2 separate regions of the Homo sapiens genome follow, and region 2 is linked to region 1. The links are chromatin loops, found by intact Hi-C in ENCODE. Cell type or tissue: CD4-positive, alpha-beta T cell. All regions are shown on one strand. Each heading gives the region's core, and the rest is flanking DNA. Links, peaks and the distances in the headings are about the cores only.

The links. Peaks named below come from ENCODE experiments on the same cell type or tissue, not always from the same donor. Only the 100,000 strongest peaks of a DNase experiment are listed, where the experiment ranks them.
Region 2: it touches region 1 in a loop (27-fold over the local background); 3 of 110 quality-filtered maps call a loop at or near these places.

The regions. Positions count from the first base shown.
Region 1 is chr14:103,101,523-103,109,522 of GRCh38, forward strand. EXOC3L4 (exocyst complex component 3 like 4) reads left to right here. Exons shown (of 12, transcript NM_001077594.2): 3 at 596-1,250; 4 at 2,419-2,530; 5 at 2,745-2,867; 6 at 3,216-3,316; 7 at 3,470-3,550; 8 at 5,263-5,377; 9 at 5,902-6,021; 10 at 6,109-6,261; 11 at 6,874-6,995. Among named protein-coding and RNA genes, the nearest start is that of EXOC3L4, 11 kb to the left of the region's middle. RefSeq lists enhancers at 3,036-3,786, 7,306-7,385 and silencers at 3,661-3,820, 7,556-7,615. In CD4-positive, alpha-beta T cell, for the core only: a CTCF peak has its summit at 3,608 (motif pointing right); DNase peaks (open chromatin) are centred at 2,252, 3,599, 4,389 and 7,549; H3K27me3 peaks cover 2,491 bases.
Region 2 is chr14:103,542,085-103,551,959 of GRCh38, forward strand. LOC124903392 (a long non-coding RNA gene) reads right to left here. Exons shown (of 2, transcript XR_007064357.1): 1 at 9,871-9,875; 2 at 1-9,556. It also overlaps the pseudogene RNU7-160P. Among named protein-coding and RNA genes, the nearest start is that of BAG5, 16 kb to the right of the region's middle. RefSeq lists enhancers at 22-741, 1,464-2,185, 5,131-5,180 and a silencer at 4,841-4,890. In CD4-positive, alpha-beta T cell, for the core only: CTCF peaks have their summits at 4,866 (motif pointing left) and 5,076; a DNase peak (open chromatin) is centred at 4,867.

The sequences.
Region 1 (8,000 bases), core at 1-8,000:
GCCTTTCACAGCCTGGCTCCTGGTCAAACTAGGGCCATGCACACAGCTGATCACAGGGTTGCAGAGGGTGCAAGGCTCGCAGAGGTACCAGGAGGGGAGGTCAGGGGGATTGCCCAGAGGAGGATACACTGGGGTGGGAAGAGGGGGACATGGAGGTGGAGAGCTCTTGTCGGGTGGAGGCTGGCGGAGAGTGGGGAGCAGCAGGAATGTAAAGCTGGACACGGGCAGGACACGCCCTGCCTGAGCTCCGACCCTATTAGACCTGCAATCAGGGCTGAGCATGAGGCTATCAGGTCCGGCTCAGCCGGGAGTGGAAGGTGGGTGTGGGATCCAGGCGGAAGGTAGGGGTTGACCCAAATTGCTCTGTTCAGCCAGGCTTGGGGCCCCAGGTTCTGCCTCTTCAAAGGTGACTCTAAGGGAGGGCTCCTGGCAGCTGGGGCCTGTTGTTCCTGGAGCAGGCCTTCAGCTGTGCTGGGGCATCTGGCAGAGGACAGACAATCCAGCCCCGATGGATTGAGCCGTGGCCTGCAGGTCTTCGTCCAGGTTCGGGTCTTGGGGCGGTCCCTCTCACCGCCCTTCTCGCCCGCCTGTGCAGAAGGCAAATCCGTGGCCGACCTCATTACTGAACGGCAACTGCTGGCGGCCTTCGAACAGCTTCTGCGCCTGGAGACGCTGCTGGTGGCCGAGAAGGCCTCGCGCACCTTTGAGCAGGACCCTACGGCCTTCGCGCGGCGCGCTATGGACGTGTGCCTGCTTTACGACGGGCTGGCAGCCGAGATCGGCGCCATCGTGCGCGAGACGCTGGACAGCGACGGTGTGGACGCGGCCGCGCTGGCCGAGCTGGCCCGCGTGGTGAGCGCGGAGGAGGAAGCCCACCCTTCTCCCCCCGACGACGGCGACTTCCTGCGCACGCCGCGCCGCTGGCGCCAGCACTGGGAGGAGGCGGTGCGGCGAAGCGCTCAGGAGCGCGTGCGGCGGCCGGGCGCGGGGTGGGCCTTCGGGGAGGCGGAGGGCGCGTCGGGTTTGGCCCAGCTTCTGGCCGAGCTGGGTGGCTTGGTTCGCCGCGACCTGCAGAAGGTGCGGCAGGAGGTGCAGCCCGCGTATGCGGCGGCCGGCTTCCCAGCGTGGGAGGTCTATCTGCGTGCCTTCCACAGCGCCGTGGCCCAGCGCCTCCAGGAGCTCGCGCGCGACGCCCGCGGCTGCGAGCAGCTCTATATCCTGCTGGACTGGGCCGCCAACGTCTACGGCAGGTGAGTCTCGGCCAGGGCGCCCAGTGGCGAGGACAGCTGCCGCTTCCTCCGCAGGCCTTGGGGAGCCGGCTTTGAGGAGCACCGGACCTTTCTTCTCTGTTCCCTCCCTGGGAGAGGGCTGAGAGCCGAGGGCTTCGACATGCTTTCCTCGGCGGGTTAGGCCGTGGGGCGCTCCCGCCCCAGGTTTTCTAGGGGTCACCCATACACAGTTCCAGAATTTGAAAAGTTTCCGCGGGGAGGTTCCCATGGGAGCAGGGCCTGTGCTGGTTCCACCAGGTGCCTTTGGGCGCATCAGAAAAGGGCACATCTTGGCCAGGCGCCATGGCTCACGCCTGTAATCCCAGCATTTTGGGAGGCTGAGGCGGCCGATCACCTGAGGTCAGGAGTTCGAAATCAGCCTGGCCAACACGGTGAAACCCCGTCTCTACAAAAATTAGCCGGGCATGGTGGCACGCACCTGTAATCTCAGCTATTCCGGAGGCTGAGGTAGGAGAATCGCTTGAACCCGGGAGGCGGAGGTTGCAGTGAGCCGAGGTCGCGCTATTGCACTCCAGCATGGGCGACAGAGCAAGACTCTGTCTCAAAAAAAAAAAAAAAAAGAAAGAAAGAAAGAAAAGAAAAAAGAAAAGGGCACCCCGTTAGGCCAGACGGGCATCTGGGTTCAGGGTACAGCCTGCGGGGAGCGGCCACCTCCCGCTCTCTGCCTGGGATGAGGATGGATTGCCTTCCCCGCGGAGCGGTTCCCAGCCCCACCGGCAGGAGCGCCCACGGAGGTGGGGGAGGTTGCCTGAAGTCCCGCACTCCTTAAATTGCTCCTTAAATTGTGTGGGGTCAGACCCGTGTCCGCCCTGCTGTGGGCCTCCGTGCTGCGGGTTGGAGGGTGGCCGATTCCTGAGCTGTGTTTGAGGAGAGGGCGGAGTGCCATCTGGGTAGCCGTCCTTCAGCGTTCTGCAGGAAGGCAGGAACCCAGCTGTCAGAGGCTTCCCGGGAGGGGGTGTGGCATGGCAGCCTAGAGGCGCGCGCGCGTGTGTGTGTGTGTGTGTGTGTGTGTGTGTGTACAGATGCCCAGGTTCGGGATTGGCGTTAGACTTTGAGCCTGGCCAGAAGAGGGGCAGCGGCTGCCGCATCAGAGCCGCTCCCGCCCCCAGCCCCCTGCCCTGTCTTCCAGTCCTGACTTCCTGGGCGCCCCGGGGCTGGCGCTGCCCGCCGAGCCGCTGCCTCCGCTCCTGGCGCCGGACGTGTGGGCCCGACTGGAGAGCGACTACACCAGCTTCCTGGAGGTCAGGCCGGGCGGGTCAGGCTGGGCGGGCCAGGCTGGAGGGGGCGGGCCCTGGGGGGATGTGCGGCGCCCAGGCTATCGGCGGCCAGAGCTGGCTCTGGTTCACCCTGTGGCCCCCGGCGCGGGCTTGTGACCCGACAGGGCGGCCCTCATCCCGGACGGCGCGGGACGGGGTCTGGGAGGGTCTCACCACGGCCCATCCCTTCTCCCCCCAGGCCAAGATCGCAAGCTGCTTCGACAGCATCTTGCAGCTGGAGCAGAGTCACTGGGCGGCCGCCGAGGTCCCCGAGGTGCTGCAGGGCCTCTACCAGGCGCCGCTGTCCATGGACGTCCATATGGTGCGGCCCGGGAGCAGGGGCTGAGAAGGGGCGTCTGTTCAAGCCTCACGCACACGGTGGCGATTTCCAGAACGAATTCCTATCCAGTCCCAACCAACCCTTCCGTTAGATGGGAGCCTGAGGCCCCACGCGGGGGGAAATCGGGGACCCCCGGCGCGCCGACGGGCAGGGAGGCTGCTGGATGGGAGTTTGCGGGAGTTGACTCTCCAGTTGGGCGGCTGAAAGCTGGAGGGGCCAAGACTGACAGGCACAGCGGGGCGGGCTGGAGGCGCAGCGGGGGCTACCAGGGGACCCGCGGCCTCAGGTCGGGGGCTGGGAGGCACGCTCAGTGCGGGGCTTCGCTCGCAGCTCGTGGCCGAGCACGTGAAGGCGGCCGGCGCCATCTCCGCGGAGCTGGAGGCCACCACCCTGCGAATCTGCACGCGGGCGCTCGGCCTCTTCGTGCCCAGGTGCGGACGCATCCTCAGTAGGGGAGCGACCTGGCCGGGTGCGCTCTGCAGGTGGGAGGGAGGAGTCTGCGTAGGGACCTGATTGGGAGGGTGGACCCAGGGTCATCGCGCAGCTAGGGAGGGTCCCCAAAGGCTCTGTGTATCCCGCCCCAGGTTTGAAAAGGCTTTTCTGGCGTCGGAGGCGGTGAGCGAGCCGCACCTGGGCGCCTACATCAACGCCTGCGAGGAGCTCAGGTAGGGCTCGCCCGCTCCTGTGCGGGCGCAGCGTGGCCAGCAGGGGGCGCGCGAGCGCCGGGAACCTGGATGGAGGGGAGTGCGCGCGCGTGGAGGGGGCAGAGGTGAGGAGTGTGTGTGTGTGTTTGTGTCTGTGTGTTGGTGGATCTGAGGGGTGTGTGTGCGTGTGTGTGTAGCAGAGTTGGGGGGTGTGTGTGCGTGTGTGATGGAGCTGAGGGTGTGTGCCTGTGTGTGCATGCGTGGAGAGCTGAGGCTGTGTGTGTGCGTGTTTGGCAGAGCTGAGGGCTGTGTGTGTGTGTGTGTGTGTGTGTTGGAGCTAAGAGGTGTTTATGCATGTGCGTGTAGGGGTGGAGCTGAGTGGTGTGTGTGTGTCAGAGCCTAGATGCGTGTGTCTTGTGTGTGTGTGTCCATCCGAGCAGGGGCCCTGGGGGAGTGTGGATGGCTCTTCAAGGCTGAGCAGAGGCCGAGGGGTTCCAGCTCCCTGCCTGCTGCCCTGGGCTCCATTTTTCCCTCCCTTCATCCCAGGCAGCATTTCTTCCATCTTGGGACACCTCCTTCTCTGGGAAGCCTCCCTCAGCCTGCACCCTGGGCTTTGCTGGGGTGAGGTCTGGGTCTCTGTGTCCCCAGAAGGCAGACGCCCTCCCTGTGGGCTGGCAGTAGCTGTTGGCCTTCCGTGCCCTCAGCTCCAGGCCAGGCCTCAGCAGATGCGGCAGCGCCAGAGGCACAGACTGAGCCTCCCCATCTGGGTTTATCCTTTTTTAAAAGTGTGTAAATTTTAGTGTCCCGAAGTACTTCTCATTTGTCTGACTTCAAAGAACAGCTGTGCCACCTGCTGGCTGTGTGCTCCGGGACAAGCCACCTCCCCTCTGTGGCTCTTTTGCCACCTGTCAAATAGGATCAGAGCACCTGCTCCCTGGGGTGGTGTGGGACCTCTGTGCCTCAGGGGACTCAGTTCCCATTGGCTCTTTGTGAGCACTTCTCAGTGCCAGGCACTTTGTGGGTGCCTTCCCTGCCTGACACGTCTCATCCCAAGCGCAGTATACCCACGCACAGGTGCAGAGCACAGGCCTGGAAAGGAGGTGCCACTTGCCCGTGGCCACGTAGCCAGGAAGTGGTGGAGCTGGGACTTGAACTAGGCCTGCCTAAATCCAAAGCATGACCATCAGGCACTGCTTCTCCAACACTCTCGTCCTTAATCTGTGCCAGGCTTGTCCTTGGTGCTGGGACCCTGGGGTTTCAGCTCCAGGGAGCGTTCTCTGCCCCTTGGTAGGCAGCCTCTGGCCAAACCCTTGATGGAACTCCAGCCTGCTCTACTGTGTCCCTGGCTGCGGGGACTGCGTATAGCCTGGCCCTCAGTTTCCTCAACAGTGAAATAGGGACATGGTCACCTTCAGGGGGCAGTTATAAGGCTCAGGGTAGGGTATGTTCCAGGCATGGCTATGCCGCACTGTTTATCACCAAGAGGGATGGAAGGTCTGTCCCAGAGCTGCCAGAGGGGAACGGGTCAGCCACCCCTGACCCACCCCTTTGTGACTGGCTCCCTGGGCTTCTGTGCTGTCCCCCACTTGACTCTGCTCGCAGACAGCTACAATGGGGAGCCCCACGGGCTGCCCTTCACATTGTAGTCTAAGTGAGTGGAGCTGTGTGCCCGGCTCTATTCCCCAGCCTGGTCTCCCTTGCCCACCTCATCGCTGGTCCTGGCCCCTCCCCAGGACCAGTCTTCTCTCCAGGTTCCCAGGAACCCAAGAGGAGCTGGAGAAGCCCCTGGTGACGGCCACCTGCAGCTTCCAGAAGCACTTGCTTCAGGGCTTGCAGCGTGAGTTGCAGGTGACTGTGATAGGCCCTCTCTCCCTACTTCCCATGCCCAGCAGGCACCCCCTATTTCCTAGAGCCTGGGGGCCCAGGTCACAGCATTCATTTATTCCAGGGTGAGCTCATGGGTGTGTGTGTAGGGTAGTGGGCAGGGGACCCAGGTGAGGTCCCAGCTGAGCAGGGGCGGCTGGGAGACGCCTGCCTTCTCACTTCAGTCTCCAGCTCTTAGTGGTCACCCCCGAAGCCTGGGATGGTGGGTCCACGGATCCAGGCCCAGGGTCCTCACCCAGTCCCTCAAGGCTTCTCCAGGGCATGCCCTGAGCAGATCTGACTGCACAGACTCAAACCCTGCCCCTAGAGCTTGGGGCCTGGGAGAGGCATTCTGGGAAAGGGCTCGTGACATAACCTGTGGCTAGGAGAGGGAATGGCACCCCAAACCCAGGAGGGAAGGGGTCAGGAGTGGCACACTGGGCTTCGAGGGAGGGGTTACGTTGCGGGCGTAGTGCACATTTGCAGACTCCCAGCCCCTCTGTCCCCAGCCGCTCTTCAGGGTTGTGTGCACCAGGGACTGGCTGACGCAGGACTGGCTGCATCCCCTCATGGACAAGGTGGTGACCTTCGCCGGTCATCTCCAGCGTGTGGCCCGGCCGCGGGCACAGGTACCACAAGGGGGAGGGCCCTGGCAGGGCTGTGCCCAGGATTGGGGCTGTTGACCCTGACCCTGACCCTGACCCTGGGCCGCCCAGGAGACTCTGCAGGAGGTGCACCGGTTCGTGGTCCGCGAGTACCTGGCGCGGGCGCTGAGGCCACGGGAGCGGTTCCGGGGCATGGAGCGCATGCATGGCTCCCAGAAGATGAGCCTGGATGCCCAGGCCATCAGCGACACCTTCCAGGGCCTGGTAGGGGCGGCATGACTGCCCTTCGGTGCTCGCCTCTGTGTGGGGAGTGGTGGCAGTGACTAGGGCCTTAGCGCCGGGAGGGCTTTTGGCAGGAGTGGTTCTCCCCACTCTGGATCAGGTGGAACAGGGACTGGGGCGCCTGTGGGGCTGGGGGGTGGAGGGAACCAGGTGGGAGGGCGGCACTTTGCATACATTTGCATACAGTTTGCAGGGGTGCGGGGAAGGGGCGAGGGTCACAGCCCCATCTCACGGTCAGGGCCTTTGGGAGGTGTCCCCCACCTCAGGCCAGAGCCCTCAGAGTGGAGGCACCAGCGCCCCTGCACACCCCTCGTCTGCCCCCTAGCAGTGCTTTCAGGCTGGCCTCGGTTTTCCTGTCCAAGCAGGATGGGATCGGAGGGGAGATGAAGGCTGTGTAGCCAGCCCATGAGCCCTCGGTGCCCAGGCACGCTCCCGTTCTGTTTTGGGGGAGGCAGTCCCGGCACCGAGCCAGAGTGACTACAGGAGGGCTGACGCTGCGGGAGGGCTGACCTCGCACTGACCTCGCGCTCTTGCAGGAGTTGGAGCAGCGGTGGGGAGAGGGCTGTTGGGGCAGGCGGTGGCTCTGTCTCGCAGGGTTCCGAGGCCACATGGTTGGACCAAGCCATCCAGTGCGTGGCTGAGATCCTGGGCGAGACCTACAAAGATGACATCCAGCGGCACCTGGAGACTCTTATCCGGAGCTACCCCGACATCAGGTGTGTACCCCACCTGCTTCCACTAGCTTCCTACCAGAGCTTCAGGGCCAAGGGGGCTGGTATTGGAGCAACCCCAGCCCAGACCTGACTGCCCAGGGGCCTGAAGACCAGAGGCAGGAGGTAGGCCTTGGACCCTCAGACCCTCAAGGCTGGAGGGGGAATGGAGAGAGCCCCTTCTCCTAATCTGCTCTTGGCCATCCTCCATCAGCCCCACCAGGGGTGGGCACGCCTCCAGTCCTGGAATCTGAGGGGGAGGCGGACCCCCCACCCCTGGGGAGAAAGCCCTCTCTGAAAGCCAGGGGATTCTGAGACCTGGTCAGGAGGAAGGAGGTTTTGATCCCGGGTTGTGCTGGGGGGTCGGTGAGTCATCCAAGCCTTTGGAAATCCCAGCTCGAATCTCTCCAAGTCCATTCTTTTGGAGATTCTGGGATGTGGAGCTCACAGAAAGCCCCTGGTTCATCCCCTTCCCCAGGCCACCCTGCCATGGGGTGGGGAAGGATTCCCCATCCCCAGCAGGCCTGTCTTCCAGGCTGTGGCTCAGAGAGAGTGGCCCTTACATCACCCTGGGAGTTCCCCTCCAACTACTCCCCAACCCCGTTGGCCCCGTCACCCGCAGCTGCATCACCCCCTCCCTCCCTCTCCACCACCTGTCCCCCGGTCTCCCTCTCTCCCTCGCCACCCTGTCCCCATGTCTCCCTCCCTCCCTCCCTCTCCACCCTGTCCCCGTGTCTCCCTCCCTCCCTCCCTCTCCACCCTGTCCCCATGTCTCCCTCCCTCCCTCCCTCTCCACCCTGCCCCCATGTCTCCCTCCTCCCTCCCTCTCCACCCTGCCCCCATGTCTCCCTCCTCCCTCCCTCTCCACCCTGCCCCCATGTCTCCCTCCTCCCTCCCTCTCCACCCTGCCCCCATGTCTCCCTCCTCCCTCCCTCTCCACCCTGCCCCCATGTCTCCCTCCTCCCTCCCTCTCCACCCTGCCCCCATGTCTCCCTCCTCCCTCCCTCTCCA
Region 2 (9,875 bases), core at 723-8,722, 440 kb after region 1:
TCCGTGAACACACAGTGGAACCCGCCGGGCAGTGCCGCCACCCTCCGGTGGTCTCAGCCCCCGCTGCTCTGTTTGCATGGCTTTTGCCACTCTGGTCTCTGCCACCCGTTCCTCGCTGGCCTCACTGGGCCCTTTGCCCCACACCAGGAGGTATCCAGTGCCCTCCATGGGGAGGGACGCCTCCTTTGTGCTCTGCCTGGGGAAGGCAGGGAGGCTGGGGCAGGGGCGGGTCCCAGCCCTACCACCCTGGGCGGGGCTTTGGCCAAAGGCCTTGCCCTCTCTGAGCCTCAGTCCCCTGCCCGTCCCAGGGGTACCCTCAGGAGCTCCCGAACTGGGCTCGTGGGAGTCTCCTTGAGGCTGGCATTGGAAGTGCCCAGGAGTGCCCCAGGCCTGCCAGCCCCTCATTCCACCGCGTGCACGGCAGGGAGGCATGGTTTTAGCAGCTGGTCCACACGTCTGGATGGTTGCCCCAGAGCCCCCATCACCAGGGTCACACTGCCCAGGCAGCTCCTAACACCTCAGGTTCCTCACCCCTTCCTGCAGCTGCCGTCCCCACCCCCAGAAGCCTGCCTGCCTCTCCTGGGGACCCGGGCGGACAGCTGGACACAGCCCCTCCCCCTCTGGAGGGGCTGCCCCTCAACAGGTGTTGCCACTTGATCAGGAGCAAAGTCAGGGTTGGGGTTGCTCCTGCTGCTCCCCCGCTCTGTGCCCCGCCTGGGATGGAAGCCCAGGCTCCTCCAAGGCTGAGCTGGGGCCCCTCAGCGTCTCTCCTGGGGACAAAGAGGCAGCTGCCAGCAGGGCGGGGCAGGGAGGGCGGCCTTTGTGTGCGCCAGGCCCCTCCTGGTGACCTCACCACCGGCCGGAGAAGGGCCCTTTCTTCCCAAAGGCAGCCGTTGGGAATCCGCCTGGGGACAAAGCCGCTGCCAGGCAGGGGACCAGCGAGTGGCTGGCTCCCCTCGTAGCATAAATTAGGGGGGGCCGAGGTGGGGGAGGGGACGGCAACTACTCTGACCCTGGGAGAGGGTCACTTGGTGCAAACAGATAACCAAGCCCCCAACTTACACATGGGGTGCATGGGGCCGCCCCTTCAAGCTTCATTCGTTCATTCAGCCCATTCCTTCATTCTGCAGATGGCTGCTGGGCGCTGGCCCAGGCAGGCCCTGTGAGGGCCCTGGGGACACAGAGGGGATGCATCTGATGGGTGAGGGAGCAGTGGGTGAGGGGCGGGGGTGCCCAGTCTGGAGGGGGAACTAGGACAGACGAGTCAGAGCTGCCCAGAAGCCCCAGGGCCTGGGTTGGGGCAGGCGGGAAGATCCCTGCTGAGCATGGTCACCTAGCAGGTCACCCAGCAGGGCAGCGGCCACAGCCGCCAAGCCCAAGTGCACGCAGCAGGCCACCCCAGGCCTCCAGGAGAGCTCAGGAAAATATCTGATTTTCAATGCGTGGTGTTGAGTGACACCCACCCCCCATGTGTGGCCAAGGGCTTCCCGTCCCCAGGGTCCAGGTGACCCACAAAGCGTCCTCACAGCCTTGTTGGCCCTCGGCCTGGCTTCCTGGCCCCCCGCAGGACACTGTTCCCCCCCCACCACCTCCCTGTACCCTGTCTTGAGGCCTAGGGCCTAGTGGCCCAGGGTGGCCAATGCAGAGAGCAGTGTGGCCAGCACAGAGAGACAGGTGGCCTGAGAGTCCCACAGATGTCCACTGCTACTCAGGCCCAGCTCCCAAGGCCTGTTCCTCTGCCTCCCAGGCACTGGGCACGTGCTCCATCCCCAAGGCGCTGAGCACATCAGGCCAGACCACGTGGGCTTCCTGCAGGAGGAGGCAGCAGGCCCAGGTCAGGCTGGGTCCGGGAGGCAGGCACGGGGTGTGCTGGTCAGCAGGGCTCACTGCCAGGCCCAGAGGTGTCCTGGCCATGCGGATGACAGAAGGCCAAGTGCGTAGGGCAGAGGGTGTGAAGGGCCTCGTCCTGTGAGCAGGGCATGCGAGCAGCTCCTGGCCTGACCTCCAGCCCCGACACCTGAGGCCTGAGCTTGCCTTGCAGTCATCAGCAGAGCCAAGACTCCCAGATTTCCGGGGCTGGGAAACCGTCAATGCCTTACAGAGCCACTAGGTCCACAGCTGCCCAGGGCGGGGGGCACCTGCTGGGTGCTGGACCTCCCTGCACCCCGTCTTTACCTCCGTGTGTGGATGGGCAGGAGTGTCTGCAGGCCTGGCCCAGGCCAGGAGGAGGCCTGAGGCTTCTGGGGCACCGAGCGACCACAGGCCGGGGTGCGTGGCTCCCCCAGGAGCTCCAGAGGCCCTATGCCCCCTCCCCCAGGAGCCCCAGAGGCCCTATGCCCCCTCCCCTGCAGCGAAGCGAGATGGGCGGGGGCGGGTGTAAGTAGGACAGCGCTTTGTGCGCGTTGCTATGGCGCCGCCGCCGCCCGTGCAGGCTTCCTCTGGGCGCGTTCCCAGGACGCAGAGCCTGCCAGTTGGCCCTCCCAGCCCCTGGCAGGGCCCCATCCCAGTCGGGGGGCCTCAGAGCTTTCTCCACCCACAGGCTGCTGGGGGGCAGACTAATTGTCCCACTTCGTTACACCCTCAAACCCGCAGCACACATGTGCTCACAGCCACGCAGCACACACGTGCTCACAGCCACGCAGCACACACACACACACAGGAATGTGCACATGCTCACACATACATGTACACATGCCACACACATGCATACACCCCACAGCCACAGGCAGGCGCTCAGTCCTTAGCGTGCCCTGGGGCTGCAGCCTCCAGGTTCACACCCAGGCCCCAGGGGCCCCAGGCCAGTGCGCGGCCTCCGAGCAGAGCACACGTGGTGGTGGGCATGAACGTGCAAGGCCAGGGGCTGCCCCATCTCAGCCACCTGCTGAGACTGAGAGGTCATTGCTGACCTTGAGGAGGAGGCTGGGGGCCTAGAATTCAGAGGACAAGCCAACCTGAACCCTACTCCCCACCGCTGGGCCTGTGGGACAGACTCAAGGCCCTGTGCTGGGAGGACTGGGACTTCTGATGCCGGCGAGCTGAGGCTGGGCCCTTCCTGCTGGGCCAGCGCCTCGCCGGCCACTGGATACCAAGCGCCCCATTGGATGCTCACAGCCCCACAGTGGGGTGAGCACCACCAGCCCTACACGCAGGACAAAGTGGCCTAGAGATGGCACGGAGGGGGCCGGGCAGCGACGCTTTGCCGGGGTGTGGCAGGAGGGTATCTGTCTCTTGAGGCACAAGAGGCCTTGGGTGGCCCAGCCTGGCTCCTGTTGTCAGCTGATGTCACAGGGTGGAGAACCTGGGTGTCCGGGGAGACAGATGGCCCCGGGTTCCCTGGCTGCCCTGAAACCTGCTGATGACGACCCCACCAAGGGGCGGGACGGCTTCCTTGCACTTGGCGTCCTGGAGAGGTGACGGGCTATAGGCTGCAGGGTGGGAATGCAGGGAACACCCAGGCCCTCTCTGAAGACCACAGCTGGGCCCTCTGACCCATGCCTCAGCCTCCAGCCCAATGGCACAGAGCTGGCCGAGGTCCTTGCCCCACGCGTGCCGCCACCGGCTCCTGAGGGGCCGGTGGACAGGGACCCGGCGGTCCCTTTACCAACAGGAGGCCCATGGCTCTTGGCACTGCCGCAGAGGCTGTGGCTTCCTCAGGAGCACATCTGTCCTTTGGGGTAAACGCTGCTGCCTCTTAGAATCTGAGGCCCCTGGGACAGGCTGGAGCTGAGGCTGACAGGCAGGGCCCTCGTCACAAAGCCGCTGAGTCCCCCCGAAGCCCTCCTGAGCGCGGCGCTGTATGAGAGGTACCCAGAGGTGCTCTCAGAAGGCAGGGCTGGGTTTGGGGCAGGGCAGGAGTGGGTACCGAGAGGCCCCAAACAGCTTCCTGAGGGAGAGGGGGCTTCACAGAGGCAGCTGCCTCAGTGACCCTGTGGCAGGTGTGTCTGCTGGCACCGAGGTCTTTTAGGGCAATGAAGGAGAAAGGGCAAGACAGGGAGAACTCGGGGGCATAAAGGCCAGGGCGCGGGGGCCTGGCTTGTTCCTGCAGCTGCAGCGACATGCGCCAAGGCTCGCTGTGGGCAGAGGTCTCCGCCACCAAGAAGCGAGGCTGGAGGGCAGGCACTGATTCTCCATCACCACACCCAGAGCCCCCACTGGGACCAGCGAAGCACAAGGCAGCCAGTGCCACAGCCCCACACCCCGCCCGCCAGCTGCCCTGTGTGGTGTGGAGGCGGCTCCGGGGGCGGCTGTTCACAGCAGTGACCCCCGCCTGCTGCACGGCCACTTGAGCTGTCCTGGCTGCTGCCAACGCCACTGTGAAGTATGGTGACCCCATTGGCCAGGGATGGGGTCAGCACCCACGGACGTGGTCGGGGAGGTCACCAAAGCCTTCTTGCCGGAAGTGGCATTTGGCTTGGGGTGTGGAAGAGGAGCACAAATTACCCAGGAGGGCCGGGCCAGGGTCCAAGGAAGGGCCACCTGTGCAGAGACGCAGGGCTGATGGCACAGGCCTTGCCCACAGGCCCTGCCACGGGGAAGGACAAGCCCCTGCCAGCCGGCTGTGAGCCACCACCATCCTGATGACAGACCCACACCGGCAGGCAGGGCAGGCTGCCTGTGGCAGAGTTAGGGGGGTTGGGGGGCGTAGGTTAGAGACTGCCAGATCTGCTGGGGATCCGTACCAACCCATGATGGTAGCAGGTGGTCACTGGATGCCCCGCGCAAGCGCCATCCACCCCCAGAACAGAAGCGCAGCTCAGGCGATGCCATGGCCACCTGTCCACCATTGGCCAGGGCAGGTGCACCTGGCGTGGCCCAGGCAGGACCACTTCTGGTGTTCTGGGCTCGGCAAAACCTGGCCTTGGGCGCCACCTGGTGACCAGACATGGGAGAACCAAGCAGGCAAGTGGGGGCCTGGAGGGGCAGGTGCGTGGCGTTTGGGGGACCTCCAAGGTCAGGGAGCCACGTGCTGTGCAGGTGAGCCACCCTGCAGGCCAGGGGCTGTGTGGAGGGCGGCAGGTAGCAGGGTCTGTCTGGAGTCCTCCCTCCACCCAGCCTGGCCAGTGCGGATGCTGAGCTGTGTGGGGCCCATGTGCACTGGGACTGGTTGAGGGAACAGGCCAGCCATGGTCCCCACTGCAGCAGGGACAGGCCTCGCACGTTCAGCTAGAGGCACCCCCTGGGGCGGGCTATCGGGTCTGCCCTGGCACAGACCTACTGCCGGTGTGGGGTCCATGGCAGTCACTGGGCCAGACTTGGTGGGCTGCTGTGGGGCAGGCCTTGGGGGGCTCCCCAAAGAGAACCCAACCCAGGGGAAGCCTGGGACTGGTGCTGTGCTCTCTGTGGGAGCCACTGATCTCCAGGATGCAGTCCTGCCCCTGTAGGGGCCCGCTGCCCCAAGGCTCTGTGGGATCTGGCCCTGCAGACTCTCACCTGCCTGCCAGGCTCCAACCTGGGGGTCCTTGCTCCAGCCGTCCAGCCTGCACACTCTTCCCCAGGCCCCCATGGCCTGCTCCACAGGACCACCTGCATAGCCACATTGGTGCTGGGATGCCTGCTTTTCCTTTCAGGGGCTGGGTCAGGATTAAGGGCTGGAAGATGCCCTTTCCGGGGAGATGAAACCAGGATGCAAGAGGAAGGGGCACACACGCCCAGGAGCCCCAGGCTGCCAAGAGCACCCTGGGCCTGCTGTGGCCATCTGCAGGCAATGCCCAGACCAGACCACAGCTCAAGAAGGCAGCTGGGCGCCTCGCTGCCCCACGCCTGCACCCTGACATCCCCAGCACGTTTTTTAATTTTTTTTTTCCATTTTTTATTTTTTGCGTGTGATAGTCTTGCTCTGTCGCCCGGGCTGGAGTGCAGTGGCACGATCTCGGCTCACTGCAACCTCTGCCTCCTGAGTTCAAGCAATTCTCATGCTTCAGCCTCCCGAGCAGCTGGGACTACAGGCGCCCGCCACCACGCCCAGCTAATTTTTGTACCCCAGCACCTTTAATAAGCAGCTATCGGCGAGGCCCAGTGGGTTCTGCTGCCCATGCTTCTGTGACCCCGCCCCCATGGCTCACCCCTCCTCCTGCCAGCCAGGCCAGAACCCTGGGTGCCCGCATCCCCTGGTGCCGTCCTCACTGCCCCCAAATCCTTTCCCACCCCCCTCCCCCAACCCCACTGCTGCCCCCAGGGGCACTCAGCAAAGCCTCCAAACCTCCCTTGGCTTGTGGGGCCCAGGAAGCCCTGGCAGTCCTGGCGCTGTCCCCTACCCGCTGCCTGAAGTTCTTCCAGGGCCTCCAGTGTGCCCGGCCCTGGCTCTGGGCTCTGCTTTTGAAAAGTCTTCATTTTCCTTTACATCCCCACGTGCAGAGAAATGCCGGCTGCGCCCGAGGAGCAGAGTTGGAGGGGCCCCCGGGAGAATCTGAACATCCCAGTTTCCTGATCTCTTTCTGGGTCTCACTTTCATCTCTGGCCATCAGCAAGGGCATGCCCCTCCACCCGAAGGCCCTGCCTCTGTGCCAGGCTCCAGGTAAAGGGTACACCCAGCGGGGCCCTGACTCCCCCAACATGGGTGATCCTGGTGGCACACGCACAGAGCTCATGTACACCCAGCCACGCCTGAGGGTGCCGGTTCCTGCTGACCCCCCGTGCCCCACAAGACAGGTGCCCACAGAGCTTTGCAGCATGTTCCCCGACTCAGGAGGCAAAACCGTCCCCCTGGGCTCTGCTCCTGCTGCCCCCGGGGCCCACGCCACCTGCAGAGTGCACCCACAGGTGTCAGCGTGTTGAGCCAGGTGCTGCTCTAGGTACTGGGGATACAAGCAGGAACGGAACAAGTTTGGCGTCTTCAGGGTCTCAGGTGGCGGGGCCCCTGGCATCGTGCTAAGCCCTCTGAGGACGATGAGGCAGGGTGGGGCAGAGCGCAGGCACTGTGGTTGGAGACTGACTGCAGCTGACATCTGGCACGTGGTGCCCGCTGGGGTCCACGTGGCCCACTGGGCTCTCTGGCTTCTCTGAAGCCAGGCGTGGCTGCTGGTGGTCAGAGGATGGCTTGGTCATGCCAGAGCTGGGACACAGCACAGAAGCCAGTCCTTCCTGTGGGAATGGCCATCAGGTGGCCTGGCCATGAGGCTGTTTCTGCCCGTGACCCAGCACCAGACAGCGGCCGTTCCACTCTCACCCTCTCTGGGTGACTGGTACACCCAGAGACAGCAGAAGGGAGAGGGACCTCAAGGAACCCGGCTGGCCCTCCGCATCCATTTCTGTCCCTGTGAGCAGAGCCCTGGTGCCTCTCTAGGCCCAGCCTGCCCAACCTGGGAAGGGCTGGCCTGGGACCCAGAGGCGGGAAGATGGCTCTGTCCTGGCTCCCAGCCACACTGAGCCTCGGGCACCATGCCCTTCTGTCAGCCTGCAGATGCTTGCTGGGCACCCTCCCTGCCCCAGGCCTGGCAGGAAAATGAGGTGACAGAGGCGGCCCTGGGGAGCTCCTTCTGCTCACCTGGCCACCCCTCACCTAGGCCAGAGCCAGATCCCGGCCCCGCCTGACCTTGCCCCGCAGCGGCCTCTGCAGGCGCAGGGCCTCCGAGCTGCCAGGACACGGCTTCTGGTCTTCTTCCTCCCTCCTGGTCCACGCAGCAGTCCTGGGTGCCCCACCCCACACGGCTATGGCCCTCTGTGGGTCTGCCCTTCCCAGCCCTCACCAGTCTGTGAAAGCACTGGGGATGCGGCGAGTTCACGTGCCCGTGGGGAAGGGGCCAGGAAAGACACCAAAGTGGTAAACCGCAGGAACATGAAGCTGTGAGGGCTGGTGACGCCGGGCGGGAAGCCAGGTGGGGAGGCAGGCTGGTGCGTGGCCTGACCCCACCTCGCAGCCGGGAAACTGAGGCACACAGAGATGTCTTGCACATGTCAGGGCCCCAGGTAGGTGGTGGCAGGAGTCTGGGACCTTGGGTGGGCCTCACCAGTCACACAGCCTTGGCTGACCTGTCTGTCCTCCCATCCAGCCAGAGGGACACAAAGACCTCTTTGTCTCTCCACCCTTCCGCCCAGAGCCTCCCCAGCCAGTGCAGCTCTGAGCGTGTCCCCCAGGGAGGGAGACAGCCCCTGGTGGGGACTGGCAGTCCTGGCAGCTGCCCTGAGGCACAGGCCCTGGGGGACTCGGTGCTTTGAGGGCAGGGGCAGGTGATGGAGATCGGCTGGGGAAAGGGAGGCCGAGAAGGCGGCAGTGTGGAGCGTGTGAATTTGTTCATGAACTTAGCTACAAAAATGTCTTTTCCAGTGTCACAGCTCTTCTAGAATTTGACTAGCAGGTTTTCCGATTTTTACTGGAAAGCCCTTTAAATAAAGAAAGAAAAAGAAAAAAAAACGTCTTCCTCAATCAAATCCGAGGTGGTTCCTTCCCCCACCAGGCTGGCTGGGTGGGGAGAGAAGGCTTGAAGCCCAGGCTCCTAGGGAGAGGCTCTGCTCCCCACCCCAGGGCTGGGCTGGGACACCGGCCCTTCCTGGCAGGGGTGTCCTACTCCACAGAGGAGCCTTGGGAGGTGGCCACCACTGGGCCACTGCCCCTCACCAGGCCCAGAGGCCCAGTTCTCAGCCTGAAAAGAAAACCTGCCCTGGGCCCCTCATGACCAGGGTGAGGCTTGTTGGGCACAGAGGGCCTGTCGGGAGCACTGGAACCCAGCGGCCTGGGAGGGGCCCAGGTCTGACGCCTCATCCTGCACCAGGCTCGCTGCAGGCCTTCAGCTCCAGAACTGTGTTCTCAAAATCCTGTTGATGCTGCCACAAGTGGGCTCTCTCCTCCCCCATTCCGGGAAGGTTCTGGGTGAGTGGCTAGCCATCCCTCCCACTGGGAGCTCCAGTATCTGAACTGCCAGCCACCTGCAGCCGCCACCTCACCCCAGGCGGTGCTGCACCCTGGGCTGGTGGGACCAGCCTGGAGGGCCCTCCTGGGGCTCTGGGGCTCATGGACAGCCTCCCACAGAGTGTCTCGGCTGGTCTCATTTCTGTCTGGGAGGGAGTTGGGTGAGCACCAGGGAGAGGCTGAGTGGATGCCCGCCCACCTGGAACAGTGCTAGGTGGGGATGGGGGGGGGGCATCACGGGGCACACACAAGCTGTCGGAAGGGCCGATGTCCACAAGGGACGAGAGTCAGGGGCGCGGCTGTGGGGGTGGAGGCGGCCTGGAAGAGCAGGCATGGCACAGCGGCCGCTGGCTCATGTGGACTGGCGAGGCACTGTCCTGCTGGGGCCGTCCCAAAGGGAAGCATGGCCCGTCACTCCCCAGGCTAAAAACCATCCACGGCTGCCCCTCCTCATGGCTGAAGTGCAGCTCCTAGGCCCTACCCCGACGCTCTCAGGTCCCCTTCTCTCCCTCACCCTGTGGAGAGCGGACCTGCCTCCTGTCCCTCGGAGGACTCTCAGGCCCCAGCCCTGCCGCAGCAGCTCGTGGTCCAGCTTGGCTGGCCCTGCCTGGCCCTCCCGGCTCCAGCAGCAGTGGTGGCTGCCAGCACTCTCACTCTGATGAAGCTCCCAGCCCGCCGACTGGAACAGTGTGTTCACCACTACGGTCTTGCCTGGGAAGAGACGAACTCCTGCACTTCCTGTCACGTTCCACTTCTTGTCCGTGACCAGCTAACCTCCCACCTCCGCCAGGAAGCCTCCCTGGGCTTCTCAACCACCCCATCACATCCGGCCAATGCTTCTTGCGATGGATCCCTCAGAAAGCCACGTGACCTCTGCAGGGGCCCTTGCCCCAGGTCCACGCCTTTGCCCCCAGCACCTCACAGGTACTCGGCAGATGCTAGTTAAATGGAGACTCCACCCCAAGGCTCAGCTACCCTCCCTCAGTCCTCCTCACCCCATGGGTTAGTGGGTTTCCTTCAAGTACCTCAC